Regions from separate parts of the Mus musculus genome. Here region 2 is linked to region 1. Evidence: chromatin contacts called from ENCODE POLR2A ChIA-PET data. All regions are on one chromosome and are shown on one strand. The core of a region is the stretch at or near the end of the contact, and the rest is flanking DNA. Distances in the headings are between cores, read along the strand shown. Region 1 holds the start of Prdx1 (peroxiredoxin 1). Region 2 holds the start of Plk3 (polo like kinase 3).

The links. ChIA-PET counts read pairs that join two places held with the same protein, here RNA polymerase II (POLR2A).
Region 2: POLR2A ChIA-PET joins it to region 1 with 16 read pairs in embryonic stem cell. The contact joins the promoter of Plk3 here to the promoter of Prdx1 in region 1. POLR2A ChIA-PET finds 5 or more read pairs at or near these places in 4 of 5 experiments (Patski and embryonic stem cell).

Annotation. Positions count from the first base shown.
Region 1 is chr4:116,680,859-116,688,290 of GRCm38, forward strand. It overlaps Prdx1 (peroxiredoxin 1), which reads left to right and starts at 4,741. Exons shown (of 6, transcript NM_011034.4): 1 at 4,741-4,802; 2 at 6,549-6,665. The coding sequence starts at 6,560. AV051173 (expressed sequence AV051173) reads right to left here and starts at 5,164. Exons shown (of 3, transcript NR_040442.1): 1 at 5,079-5,164; 2 at 4,787-4,980; 3 at 4,104-4,450.
Region 2 is chr4:117,130,785-117,138,216 of GRCm38, forward strand. It overlaps Plk3 (polo like kinase 3), which reads right to left and starts at 3,179. Exons shown (of 15, transcript NM_013807.3): 1 at 2,868-3,179; 2 at 2,611-2,718; 3 at 2,405-2,521; 4 at 2,121-2,250; 5 at 1,943-2,030; 6 at 1,117-1,212; 7 at 826-1,024; 8 at 589-715; 9 at 278-369; 10 at 1-33. The coding sequence starts at 3,080.

The DNA.
Region 1 (7,432 bases), core at 3,491-5,990:
GGGTTTCTCTGAGTAGCCTGGCTGTCCTGGAACTCACTTTGTAGACCAGGCTGGCCTCGAACTCAGAAATCCGCCTGCCTCTGCCTCCCGAGTGCTGGGATTAAAGGCGTGCACCACCACTGCCTGGCCTAAGTTTATTATTATTATTATTATTATTATTATTATTTTTATTTTTATTTTTATTTTTATTTTTTTAAAGATTTATTTATTATTATATGTAAGTACACTATAGCTGTCTTCAGACACACCAGAAGAGGGAGTCAGATCTTGTTAGGGATGGTTGTGAGCCACCATGTGGTTGCTGGAATTTGAACTCTGGACCTTCAGAAGAGCAGTCGGGTGCTCTTACCCACTGAGCCATCTCACCAGCCCCAGTTTATTATTTTTAATATTTATTTTGAGATAGGGCCTCACTTGTGCTCGCCTGCCTACCTCCAGTCTATTATGGCATGCAAATGGAGATCAGAGGACAGTGTAAGGTAATGAGTTCTCTCAATTCACCTGTAGGTTCTGGGAATTAGACTGAGCAAGTGCCTTTACAGCTGAGTTTTCTTGCTGACTAGAATGGTAATTTTCTTTTTTTTTTTTCTTTCCTTTTTAATTTTTTAAAAAGTTATTTTATGCATATGAATGTTTTCTTTGCATATATAACGTGTTTCCATATATATATACATACATACGTATATATGGTCCCATGTGGATATAGCTTATTCTATAGCTTCTGTCTACCTAGCTCGTGGAAGGCTCGTTCAATCTGTAGTATCAAAATAAAAATTAGGGGGCTGGAGAAATGGCTTAGGAGTTAAGAACACTGACTGATCTTCTATCCTGAGTTCAATTCCCAGTCAACCACATGGTGGCTCACAACCATCTGTAATTGGATCTGATGCCCTCTTCTGGTGTGTGTCTGAAGAGAGCAGCGGTGTACTAACATATATAAAATGAATAAATCTTTAAAAGGGGGGGAGGGGATCTGAAGTGATGGCTCAATGGTTAAGAGCAGTGATTGCTCTTCCAGAGGTCCTGAGTTCAAATCCCAGCAACCACATGGTGCCTCACAATCATCTGTAATGGGGGGGGGAGGCAATGTCCTCTTCTAGTGTGTCTGAAGATAGCGACAGTGTACTTATATAAATAATAAATAAGTAAACCTTTTTTAAAAAGGGGGAAGGGTTTACAGTATATATGTGTGTGTGTGTGTATACACACATATGTGTATATATATATATATATACATATATATGTATATATATATTTGTATATATATATACACATATATACGTATATATATATATATATATATATATATATATATATATATACTGTTTATATATATAATTAGAAAAAGTGTGGCCGGGCCAGTGGTGGCGTATGCCTTTAATCCCAGCACTTGGGAGGCAGAGACAGGTGGATTTCTGAATTCAAGGCCAGCCTGGTCTACAAAGTGAGTTCCAGGACAGCCAGGACTATACAGAGAAACCCTGTCTCGAAAAATCAAAAAAAAAAAAAAAAAAAAAAAAAAAAGAAAGAAAGAAAGAAAGAAAGAAAAGAAAAGAAAAGAAAAAGTGTGAAATCTGTCATTATAATCCATAGCAGTAATCTCAGCATTTTGGAGGCTAAGTCACAGGGACTGTCCTGAGTTCAAGCCAGCCTAGGCTATATAGTGAGACTCAGACTTGGTTTACAAAACCAAAGGCTAGGCACAATGGCTCAGCAGGTGAAGGAGCTTGAGGCCAAGCCTGATGACCTGAGTTCCATCCCCAGGAACCACAGGGTGGGAGGAGAAAACTGATGTCTGAAAGCTGTCCTCTGGCCCACCTTGCTCTCACAAGAAAGAAATGAATAATGACAACCATTTACCCTCAGGGTGGGAAGGAAAAAGGAGAAAAAGAAACAATAAGGCTCGAGAGAGGTGCAATGGGTACAAGTGCTGGATGAATATGAAGACTTGGCTTTGGATTCCAGCAACATCGGGAGAGAGGGCTGTAGCTGCATAGCTGGCTATAAAACCTCAGGGCTGTGTGGGTCGAGACAGGAGCATCTCCACCAGCTCTGCTTCATGTTCATGCTTCTTTATAGAGACACAACCAACATCTGCCTCTGGTCTCTGCTCAAGTGTACAGGTACATGACTCTGAGAACACACTTGAATATATATACACATGAGCATACACATTTATATCATGCTCATATACACACACACACACACCAAAAAGTAACTGAACAACAACAACAAAAAACTACTGTTGTCAAGAGAATTGATAAATGCATAAAAGGCCAGATGCTCAGGCAGCATGACATAGCATTTCCCCATTTCTATCCTGGTGCAAGAGCCGTGGGAAGTAGTGGGGTTAACTCCTCCACCAACTGGAAATGAATAATGTGAAATAACCTCATGCTGAGAAGGAAAATGAAAGACACTTCTGTAATAAAGGATGATACATACCCAAAACTTCAGATACTCAGCTAGCATGACATAGCTTTTCCCCCATTTTTTTTATCCTATTATGTTACTAATAAGAGTTAAGAGAAGTCTTGAAAATAAAAGTGTCAGAGGTTTGGCATCACGTGCCTTTAATCCCAGCACTTAGGAGGCAGAAACAGTTGATCTATGAGTTTAAGGCCAGCCTGGTCTAAGGAGTGAGGTCCAGGACAGCAAGCACCATACAGAGAAACCCTGTCTCAAAAAACCACACATGCATGCACACACTCACACACAGTCATTGTTCCTTCTATGTGACCTTACAAAAAATATAATCCTACTAAGACTTGTCTTTTCTTGCCTATACAATAGAATAATTCTAACATCTTTCTTCGGGAGTGGGGATGACAATTTGAGGCAGGGTTTATCTGTGTAGCCCTGGCTGTCCTAGAACTCGTTTTGTAGACCAACCTGGTCTCGAACTCAAGAGATTCCACTTGCCTCTGCCTCTCAAGAGCTAGAATTAAAGGCATGCATCAACAAGTCTGGCTAACTCTAGATCTTAACGTACATAACTAGTGTTTGTTAGCATAATACCTAAATTTGATGTGGTGGTAGGTGTTTTGTTCTGTTTTGTTTTTGAGACAAGTATCTCCTTTATTGTCTTGGCGACTCAGCCTCTCGAGTGATAAGATTATAGCCGTGCACCCGTAAACCTGGTCCATAGTACTTAGTTCTTACTGTGTAATAGAGATGTGAACTATCATTTCTGTTGTAACTTTTTCATCTCCCTCACTTAAAGCTCAGAACTGCTTTCAAGGCTATCTATTCAAACCAGGAAAACCAATTCCACTTAATTGCAGAGAGGATAAGCCTGTAGACTCAGATAAGCATTACTTCCTGGAAAGCTGTCCCTGACCTGAGTTTATTGATTAGTCCCTTTAACAGAGTTACCAGCTTTCATTTGTCCCTTGACTTGACCATTATGCCTAAACCTCTACGGCCTAATAAAATCTTCTAACTGTTGTGTTTCCATGTCTGCCCCATCCTTATAGCATGACTTTCTAGAGGGTAAAGTTTGGATTATATCCATCTCTGGGTTCCTAAATCACACAAAGCATGTGATATGAAATGGGAACTCTGAGCTTTGTATCTATCCGGCTTCCCCTCCCCTCCCCCAAGGTCTCTATGTTGTCCTTGCTGTCCTGGAACTTGCTATGTAGACCAGGATGGACTAAAAAACACAGAGGTTCTCTTGCCTCTACCTTCCCAGTGCTGGCCATCAAGCCTGACCCCTCTTTAACTCTCTTGACTTTTTTTTTTTTTTTTTTTTTGGAGGCAGGATTTCTCTGTGTAGCTCTGGCTTTCCTGGAACTCGCATTGAATTGAGACCAGGCTGGCCTCGAACTCAGAGCTCCATTAGTCTCTGCCTCTAGAGTGCTAAGAAGATGTGCCATCACTGCCTGGCTTGGAACAGTGACTTTTAACTCAGGAAATTGACCACAGAGCCCCAGTTTTTAAAACCACAAATCAGTTTAGTGACAGGCTGAGATTCAGAAAGATTTAAGAATAATGCAAGAAATGGGTGTGAAACAGAAAAGCAGTATCCAGTAATCAGAGACCAATGGAGGCTGCCCTCAGTGGTGAGGGTTAATGAGGACCAGACTAGAACAGGAGTTTTGTTTTTGTTCTTAACGATTTATTTCTTTTCATTTTCTGTGCATTGGTGTTTTGCTTGCATGTATGTGTGAGGGTGTTGGATCCTCTAGAACTGGATCTACACAGTTATGAGCTGCCATGTGGGTGCTGGAAATTGAGGCTGGGTCCTCTGGTAGTGCAGCCAGGGCTTATAACGGCTGAGCCAGCTTTTCCAGCCCTAGAATAGGTTTGTGAGGCTGGGGTGCGACTGAGAAATATTTGGGTGCACAGTTTCCCCTGAACGTGGTTTAATTTTAGACGTGGCCTTCCAAGAGCAGTAAAACAGACCCTTCTTCTAGTTTGGGTCTTGATTGCACAGCACACAGTGGTCCTGGGAATAAAGAGAGGCACGGATTACCCGGGTACCCCGATTAAACGAGGAAATGACTCAAAGGGCAGTGCTTTTCTACCTCTGGGAACAGCATCACTGAAAGTGTGAGCGTTTCCCCCTGGAGACCCCCTCCACTCCAGGCCCATCCAGGGAAAGCGCTGAGTCATCCCCCGTAGGCCGGCCAGGGTGGGGCGGGGCTCAGCCAGGTCCCCCTCTTCCCGCACCCCCGGCCCGTGAGAATCTCGCGAGAACTTTGTAGGCTATAAAAGCAGCTCCCCGCGCGCGCTGTCGGGCGACCTCTTCCTGCGTTCTCACGGCTCTTTCTGTTTGTGAGACCTGTGGCTCGACCCTGGTGAGTGTGCGGGTATCGCCGCTGAGAAACGCGGCTCGCGCCCATCACTGGTTCCTTCTCCCTCTGGCCGGTCCCGGCTCGTCCCGGGCGATCACGGGCTGAAGCGGCAGGGCGAGGCCTGGTCCCGCGAGTGCTGGAGCTCTACTCGCATTCTTCACGTGGCGCTTAGTTCCCGGACCTGTTGGAACCCTGAGGCTAACGTTCAGTTTCCTCCTCTCCCGCTCACCGATAGAGGGCGGAGATGGCTTGGTGGGACGAGTTTGTGCTGGAACTTACCGCGCGCACTGGGCTGTGTCGTTGTGTTTTCTGATGTGCTATAGTGGGTGATGGCGTGAGTGGTAGGAACGTAACCTCCAGCGAGCTTGGGGCGTGACCTTCTCCGGCGTTCTAGTCCGATTCCTACGGAGACTTCTCAGCGGCCGGAAGTCGCTTTTCCGGGATTGGTTGAGTTTGGAAATGCTGGGCCACGTTGCAAAGCAAGTTTGATTAAAAGATGGTTTATGTTAGGGGGCACACCAGATAGGTAGTTGCTATGCTGCAGGTGCAGCATGTCCCTGAAAAAAAACAGTTAAAAGTTTTTTAAAGTTTGCGATGAAAGATGCTTTTTTTCTTGGCGTTTCTTTTGGTTATTGGTATTATGAACCAAGAAATTTGGAACTTGGATTCCAACTTGCACTCATACTGAGAGGCGTAAATTTTCTTTTAGATTGTGGGTTTTTTTTTAATGTGTATGTCTACCTGTGTGGTAAACACCCCCCCCCCCCCGAGCTAGTTACAGGTGGTTGTGAACCCATCCTAAGTGGGTGGAGGAATCTGAACCAGGACTTTTCCGGAAAGGAGCAGTGTAGGCTCTTAAATTGTTGCGCCATCGCTGAAGCTCCTAATGTTGTACATCTTAACAATTTATTTGTCTTGGTGTTGACCTGGGTCGATAGTGCAGAAATCGGTTTCTTAGCAGTACATTGACTCTTTTTGTATTTTTCTTAGAGTATCTTGGAAATAGGTTGGCCTCTAATTTGGCTAGCCTTGAACTCCTGAATCTTAAGCTTCTACTTCCCAAGTGTTGAGATTACACATCCCAAGTTTTTTTCTTTTAAACATTTGTGTGTGTGAACCTTGTAGAAGTCGGCTTTCCATCCTTATGGGCATTCTGGAGATGGAACTACGGTCATCAGATAGCAATTACCTTAACCTGCGTAACCTCCCTCATACAGAAATTGAGACAAGTGTTCCCTCGGTTCAGTATCCTCCTCCCTCAGCATGCAGAGTGCTGGGATGATGCTCCACTGTCCCTGGGTTAAACCTAAAGAACGTTTTAAGACACGGTTACTAAATCTAGGTTGGCCTCAAACAAGTTATGCAGAGAAAACTTAAGCTTAAACAGAACACCTAAAGATCTGAAGCAATAAATGCCAGTGTCCTGGCATTGATGTGCTTGGGATTTTTGTGTCTGTTCCATTTCCTTCCCGTTTCTCCCTAATGAATATGCAGAATAAAATGCCATTGCAAAAACTGGCTTAGAAAGGGTGGGAGAGCTGACCTATTTAGACACACTGTGGAGCTGTTAGCAAGTGAAAACAAAGGCTGATTTTTCAGTCTCAATTTTACCCTGGAGTTGGAGCTTTGGGTTGGGACCCTTAACTGTGAGCCTGTGTTCTGATTGAGCTACAGTTAAGTTCCTAGGTAGGTGAAAGCTGTTGCTTATTTAGAAGAATAGGGTTTACTTTTTTTTGTTGTCTTTTCCAGCTGATAGCAAGATGTCTTCAGGAAATGCAAAAATTGGGTATCCTGCTCCCAACTTCAAAGCTACAGCTGTTATGCCAGATGGACAATTCAAAGATATCAGCCTAAGTGAATACAAAGGTAAGATTAAAGAGGCCACTTCACATGTCTTTAGGTTGAAGTGAAGTCAAGGTTAGGACAGTGATAACAAGGGTAGATATCCTAGGTATGAGTCATTTCTAGAGAAAGTATGCTTTATTATACCTTAACATTTATCTGATTACCTTTTTTAGTGGCATTTATTTATTGGGGGAATTCTTTTTTTTTTTTTTTTAAGTTTTATTTATTTATTATATATAAGTACACTGTAGCTGTCTTCAGACACTCCAGAAGAGGGAGTCAGATCTCGTTACGGATGTAGTTGCTTGCTGGGATTTGAACTCTGGACCTTTGGAAGAGCAGTCGGTGCTCTTAAGGGCTGAGCCATCTCTCTAGCCCTTTCCCTTTTCTTTTTTCACTGTAATTAAAAAAGTTTTCTTTAAGATAGGATCTTTATGTAGTTCTGGCTGTCCTGAAGCTCACTATGTAGATCAGGCTGGCCTTGAACTCAAAGACATCCTCCTGCCTCTACCTCCCTAGTGCTAAGATTAAAGCTTGCACAATCTTGTCCCCCTTTGTTTTGGTCAGTTCTTGCTCGCTCTCATCATTTGTTTATTTGAGCTGTCTTACTATCTATTCCCTTGGCTTTCTAAATATGTAGACCATGGTTGTATCTAACTCCTAGAGATAGATACAACCTGCCTTTGCTTTTCCCTTCCTCTTTTTTTTGTTTTGTTTTTTGAGACAGGGTTTCTCTGTATAGCTCTGGCTGTCCTGGAACTCACTTTGTAGACCAGGCTGGCCTCGAA
Region 2 (7,432 bases), core at 1,929-4,428, 450 kb after region 1:
GCTGGCAGGGGCCTGGCCTGAAACTACAGGAGCCTGGACAGTTGGGGAGAGAGGGAATAAAATTAGGCCCCAAAATCCAAATCCTTGAAAGTCCAATGGCCCAGCCCTGTCCCTGGCGGCTCTCAGGGCACCCCAGGTCAGCCTCAGCTGGCTAATGAGACACAGCCAATTAGGCCACCACGAGGTTAGATGCTTCATCAGCCTTTTATGCTGGGCTTCCCTCAGCTGCTAGGGTCAGGGTGAGTCAGGGGAATAATGGCTCACGTGAGCATCTTACCTCCGGCCTGACATCTGGATGACCGATGGATGTGCGCATGAGGCCACTCACCAAGCAGGAGACATTATCCTGGTCCTCAGAATGGTTCTTATCTGGAGGGTGAAGGAGAAAATAGCCCTCTGGGTCCTGCCTGAAAGTGTTCACACACGGGCAGATCTTCCCAAGTGTCTAGACAGCACATGCTCTCCCTGGAGTCTGAAGACACCGACACCCTGGAAGCACACCCCCCCCACCCCGCCTCCCCCTGAATGTAACAAGCCACTAAGCCACTCTATTGCTCTATACCCTCAGCCCACTGGCACCTGACTCACTCTTGTTCTTTTTCCTGCCAAACAGGCTCTTGGTAACTTTGGCAAACAGACTCCTCGCAGGGTTGGGGGGTGTCAGATCTGGGACTGTCACACAGCTGCTGACCGGGAGCCGATCAGGGGTGTAGCCCTGAGGAAGAGAGTCAGGAAAACAGTGTCAGTGAGACCCCCAAGGGCCCTGTTCCTGTGTGTCCTCTAGGAACATGAACACTGAACTCCAGTGTCTGGAGAACCACAGACCTTCGTAAAGAAGTCATGGCGTAAAATCTGTTCAATGGAAGGGCGGTCTCTGGGTGAAGCTCGGAGGATGGCAGCCAGGAGCTGCCGGGCAGGCAGGGAGAGGCTGGCAGGTAGCGTGTAATGAACCTGCTTGATGCAGCGGTATGTCTCCTTCAGGTCAGCAGTCTCAAATGGGGGGCTCCCACACAGGAGCGTGTACCTATGCCCAGGAATGGGAGATCAGGAATAAAGTAGTGGGGACCCCCCCCCATCCATGCACTTACCACCTGTCCACCAATGACTGACACTCACATGACACAACCAAGCGACCACACATCTGCCTCGGGGCCATGGCCCTGTCTCAGCAGCACTTCTGGAGCCACGTAGTTGGGAGTGCCACAGATGGTCCTGAAAAAGGCAGAGCAGAGAGAGCAAGGCTCAGACCCAGCCCAGTGCTGGTACCCGCCCCCATTCCTGCCCCTGCTGTGAGTTCAGACAAAGCAGCTGCCTGTCACCAAAGGCCAGAGAGCTCCTGCTTGTCTTGGGACAATGGATGCTGAGAACACGGCAGCTGAACCCTCACCCACCCCTCTAGCCCAGCTGCTCAGCTGCTCTGCAGGACAGGAGGCCCTGACCCATCAAAGACCCCTCTCCCAAGGTCAATACAGAGGGTCCATGACTGAGCCCTCCCCCCACTCCCATCTGCAAATACTCACTAGGCTGTCACCTCCCACTGTCTGTGCCAACACCAGCTGTCATAACCTTCATAAAGACTCACCTGCCTCACATGCTAGTTACACACACCCTGTCCCAGTGACCACAGCAGGGTCACATACACACACAAGGTATCACGGTACCATCATGATCTGTCATTCCCATTCAGTGTCTTACACATGCTGACTGCCTAGCCTATGTTTTCCCCATACATTTCCAAAAATCCTAGACACCCATCTGTGCCATACACTCATAAGATTGCTGTCCTTCTTCACCTAACCCAGTGACCTAGGTTGCCACCTCTACTGTCACACATACAGAAAACCCATCATTACCCCTTCCCTGGTTATCCCAAGTACATATCTGGTCACCTTGTACATCATCTGTGTCACAAACAGGCTGTGGCCACCATCCCCTCACTCACTTTTTCCTCTGCTCTGGGGGCTCTAATCGAGCTGCCAGCCCAAAATCCCCCACCTTCAGTTCCATGTTATCCGTGATGAAAAAATTTCCTAGACAGTAGCAGAGAGACGCGTCAGATTCTTAACGCCTTTCATCCCTCCGCAGGTCTCCACCCTTCAGACCAGACGCAGGAATCTCACCCAGCTTGAGATCTCTGTGTAAGATACCCCTCTGGTGCAAGTACTTGAGGCCAGAAAGGATCTGGCGCAGGTAGTAGCGAACCTCTGGTTCCAACAGGGTGTGTCGGGCCTTCCAGATGTGGGCCAGGGACTGCAGAAAGTCACTGTTTCAGACCCCGCTTGCCTTCCCAGACCCTCCCTCCATCTGTGTTTGCTAAAGATGACAAGAACAGCTTTGGATCTTAAGAACCCGCTTCCTCCCCTACCCCTGTTCCCAATGAACCCACCCCGCCCCCATTCCGGACCTTTCGGCTACAGAGCTCCAGGAAAATGTATATGTTGTCAGCATCCTCGAAATGATGTGAAAAGCGAACGATATGGCGGTGCTGTAGGTCTCGGTGCAACTCTATCTCATTTAGGATCTGCGACAGGGGAGTGAAATCCTCATCTTTCCAGGGTTCCCACGCCACCATCCCCTCCCCATCCCTTGGACCGCAGGGCCTGGACCCACCTTCTCGCGCTGATGCGGCTTGGCGACGCGACTCTGTGGGATGACTTTGACCGCGTAGGCTATACCAGACTCGGTGTCAGTGGCTTCATAGCAGCGTGCGAAGCCCCCCTAGAAAGAAGAAGCTGCATCATCGATCTGGGCGCTCCGGAGTGGCCGGATCCGGCCCGTAGAGCTCCTCTCCACCTCCGGAGTGGCCCGGTCGGGTCCGCAGAGCTCCCCTCCACCTCCGTCAACGCTACCCCGGAGCCCCGACCCACCTTGCCCAACAAGCGACCCTTGGTGTAGGTACGGCCGCTGAGAGGGTCGGTGATGAGGCGACCAGGAGGATCCGGCGCCCGTGGCCCGGCCAGCACCTCAGGTTCCGATCGCGGGGAGGCATTGGCAGGCGGCCCCGGGCCGGCGGGGGGCGCGGACGGGGCAGCCGCGCGCGGGAAGGGGCGCGGAGACAAGAAGCCGGCGGCGGGCTCCATGCGGACGGCGCGGCGCAGCGCCTGCCGAGCTGGTTCTCGGTTCCGCCCGGCCCCGGCCGCGCGTGGCGCTGCCTGGTTTCTCTACGCTGCGATCGCGCCAGGGCAAGGGGGAGTCCGACGTTTTTATCAATGAACCCCTGCCCCCTCCCCGGTGTTTCGTCATCTCGAGCTCCGCCCCTTTCCTGGCTGCCAGGCTTGGAGAGGCCACGCCCATTGCTCCGCCTTACGTCACCTGAAAGATCTTCCCTTGCCTGGGCGTTCTTAAAGGCCACTCCTCCTGCTCTGGCCTTAAAGGAGCCCCGGTTGAGCTAGTCGCCTGGCAGGTGTAACCCTGCTCCGTTTCTCTAGGCTACCCAGTGCAAGTGACTCTTTTTTTCCCCTTCATCCTTAGAATGTGTGCTGAAGTCGGAGTGGAGGCCAGTTATCCGGAGGCCTCTTTCGAGCAACAGTAAGGGTTAGCATTCAAACTGGGGAGGAAAGACAGGGGTGTTGCAAACTGCTCAGTGCACATCACCAACACAGGTGGTTTCCTGCAAGCATCTCTTGCTCTGGTACAGAGCATGCTGCCCTCTTCGGGGACTGTGGAATAGCACGCTGCAGAGCCCGATTTACCTGGTCTGGGACTGTGCAATGGGTTTGTGGAACAGAGCCTGGTATTCAAGGTTTTATGTTTGCGTTTTGTTTTTCCAAGACAGGGTGTCTCTGTGTGGCCCTGGCTGTCCCAGAACCCACTATGTAGACCAGGCTGGCTTTGAAATCAAAGATCCACCTGCCCCTGCCTCCCAGTATTCACTGTTTTTCACCATGTTCCAGGCTACATCTTCTGCTACCCAATTCTACCTTATTATTCTTCTGAGGGAAAGGAGAGCTGAGGCAGAGTAGCTGTCATGTGATCCAGGCTGGCTTTGAACTCGAGGTCCTTCTGTCTTCACCTTTGACATGATGGGACTCCAGACCTGTACCTCTGCCCCAGACCCTGAGTTCCCCATCATATTCTCAAAAATACCTATTGCACCGAGTCAGCAGGCAAAAGGCCAGACAGTGAGGAATGAGAACTGGACACTCTTAGGTGCTAGAGACCTGCAACTGGGCAGTTAGCTTTGAAGTCCATTACAGATAAACTCAAGTAGGTGGCAGGAATCTATGATCTATGTGGAATCTTTTTCTGTGTGGGTTTTTTTTTTGGGGGGGGGGTGTTGTGGAGGGTTGTTTTGGTTTTTGTTTTGTTTTGTGACAGAGTTTCCAGGAAGCCAGGAATTCGACCTGTAAACCAGACTGGCCTTGACTTCCTACCTGTCTCTGCCCCTCCACCACTGCCCGGCTTCGATGTGAAATCTTTTTTTTTTTTTTTTTTTTTCCTTGAAATAGGTTTCTCTGTGTAGACTTGGCTGTCCTGGAATCATTCTGTAAACCAGGCTGGCCTCCAACTCAGAGATCTGCTGCCTGTCTCTGCCTCCAGAGTGCTGGGATTAAAGGAGTATGCCACCACCTGCCTAGTTTCCCCAGTGGAATCTTAATCCCTAAACTTTCTCCAGGGGTCACAGATCTCCTGCTGGCTGTGTAGCCTTCGTTTTCACTTGGAGCCATACATTCAGACCTCAGATTTACTGAAAACATCTGCAAAGTGGCAGGCGCTGCTACCAATAAGAATGGCCAAGGCTGCAGCCCTTACTTAGTTTCTGCAGTTTCTCTATTGTGGAAACAGACTTAAGTACATAAATAAAGTAATTACAGGCTGTGAAAAGTGCTAAGACGGAAGTAAACAAGGAGCACCCAGAAAAACCAACAAACACACACATACAGCTGTGAATCAGCTCCCTCCTTCCCCAGTGTCTGGTCTGGATCATAACCTATCTTGTTGGGATTATTGCATACGGCCGTCCCTGCCTTTGGTCTCATCTGCATTTCATCTTGCATGTACATACTGTGAAGACATGGACACACACACACACACACACACACACACACACACGTCCCAAAAAGCCTAAGACCAGGAGAAATATTAGTAGTTTAAATGATAGGGGTGGGCAGGAAAGTCCTAGGTGCTATGCTTAGCAATTTCCCTGGCGGAGAAGGTAGTGGTAGGGCCAGAAAGGACAAACTCTTCAGGTCACATGGCCTGAAGCACAGGTAGAGCTTCAAAAGACAGAGTCAAAAATCTGAGCTGGAGTTGAGGCAAGAGGTTCAGGAGTCCAAGGTTGTCCTAGTTAAAGTCAACTGTCACCCTGACGTAATGAAGAGTCATCTGACAGAGTCTCGCTGGGCAACTACACAGTTCAGGTTGACCTTTGGCCTGGGAGGAATTGTCTTGATTGATGATTGGCATGGGAGGGCCCTGCCCACCGCGTGTGGCACCACCCCTGGGTAGGTAGAGCTGAACTATAGACGGAAGCTAGCCGAGTGATCTGGAGAGATGACTCAGCGGTTAGGAGAACACAGTGTTCTTTCTGTCAGAGGACCTGAATTCACTGAGTGACCAGAGCTCCTGGGGAACTCTACACCTCCAGCCTTCTCAGCTGGGTACCTGGCATGTGCATACTCACATAAGTACGTGTGTAATTAATTATTTAAGGAAGCTAACAAGGAGCAAGTGAGGGAGCCAGGCATGAGGCAGCACTCCTCCGTGGTTTCTGCCTCAGTTCCTGCTTCAGCGTCTTGCCCTGGCTTCCCTCTGTGACTGACTGTAACCTATAAAATGAAATAAACCTTCCCTCCCCAGGCTGCTTTTGGTCTGGGTGTTTATCACAGCTGCAGAAAAGTGAAAAAGGTCTCCCTGCAGAGTGAACCTGAGACTAACCTGGAGTAAATAACATCCTGTCTATTTGGCCCTGGAGAGTTAGCGCAGTGGTTAAGAGCACTTGTTGCAAAGGACCCAGCATCCTGGGAATCATGGAGGCCCGTCACCTTTCTGGGCACCAGGATACCAGGCCATGTGTGATGCAGACAAAACACTCACACATAAAATAATAAAAATTAGATCTTTGAAAAAGATATATTCACTACTGGTTACTTTTATGCTATGGTCTGGGAATTAAGCCCAGGGCTTTGTCTACGGGAGGCAAGTGTTACTAAACTATCCCCAGCTTGATGTTACAGCTTTATATCTGGAAAATAAATTAAGATGTCTGTGTATTACTTTGCTGGAGATGCCATAACAAAATAACCTTGAATGGTTCAAATGACAAAAAATAAATTAATAAAATTATTTTCACAGTCGGAGGTGCAAGATCAAATCAGGACAGGTTTCTTGGATTTTTCTGTTTTTTGCTTTTTACTTTTTTAAAAAAAAGATCTATTTATTTATTTTATGTATATATGAGTACACTGTAGCTGTCTTCAGACACACCAGAAGAGGGCATCAGATCTCATTACAGGTGGTTGTGAGCCACCATGTGGTTGCTAGGAATTGAACTCAGGACCTCTGGAAGAAGAGTCAGTGCTCTTAACTGCTGAGCCATCTCTCCAGTTCCTGTTTTTTATTTTTATTTTTTTAAGACTTATTTATTATTTATTATATGTAAGTACACTGTAGCTGTCTTGAGACACTCCAGAAGAGGGAGTCAGATCTCATTACGGATGGTTGTGAGCCACCATGTGGTTGCTGGGATTTGAACTCTGGACCTTCGGAAGAGCAGTCGGGTGCTCTTACCTGCTGAGCCATCTCTCCAGCCCCCTGTTTTTTATTTTTAAAACAATTATTATTAATTTCTCTCTGTGTCTCTGTCTCTCTGTGTATGTGTGTGTGGAAGTGCAAGTGCCCAGAGAAGGACAGAATTTAAAATTACATGTGTTGGTGTACAGGTGTTGGTGCGCACACACGAAGGTTAGAGACTAAGAAACAGGAGCTGATTTCTGTTAATCACCGACCCAGATCATCTTGGCCTGATGAATGAAAACAAGCAACTCAAGACTGGCCTGGTCTACAGAATGAGTTCCAGGACAGCCAGGGCTACACAGAGGGACTCTTGTCTTGAAAAACCAAACCACAAGCCCGGGGTGGTGGTGCACGCTTTTAATCCCAGCACTTGGGAGGCACAGACAGGCAGATTTCTGAGTTCGAGGCCAGCCTGGTCTACAAAGTGAGTGCCAGGACAGCCAGGGCTACACAGAGAAACCCTGTCTCGAAAAACAAACAAACAAAAAAACAAAACAAAAAAAAAAGGTTAATGCAGGGAAGATCATCATGTGTAAGCCAAGGAGAGGGACGGAGGCTCCCTCAGTAGCCCAGGCTGGCCTCGAACTCAGAGATCTGCCTACCTCTGCCTCCCGAGTGCTGGGACTAAAGGCCACCATGGCCAGCTTTAGTTACATAATCTTAAACCAAGTCTTAACTATGAATTTGTTTGTTTTGT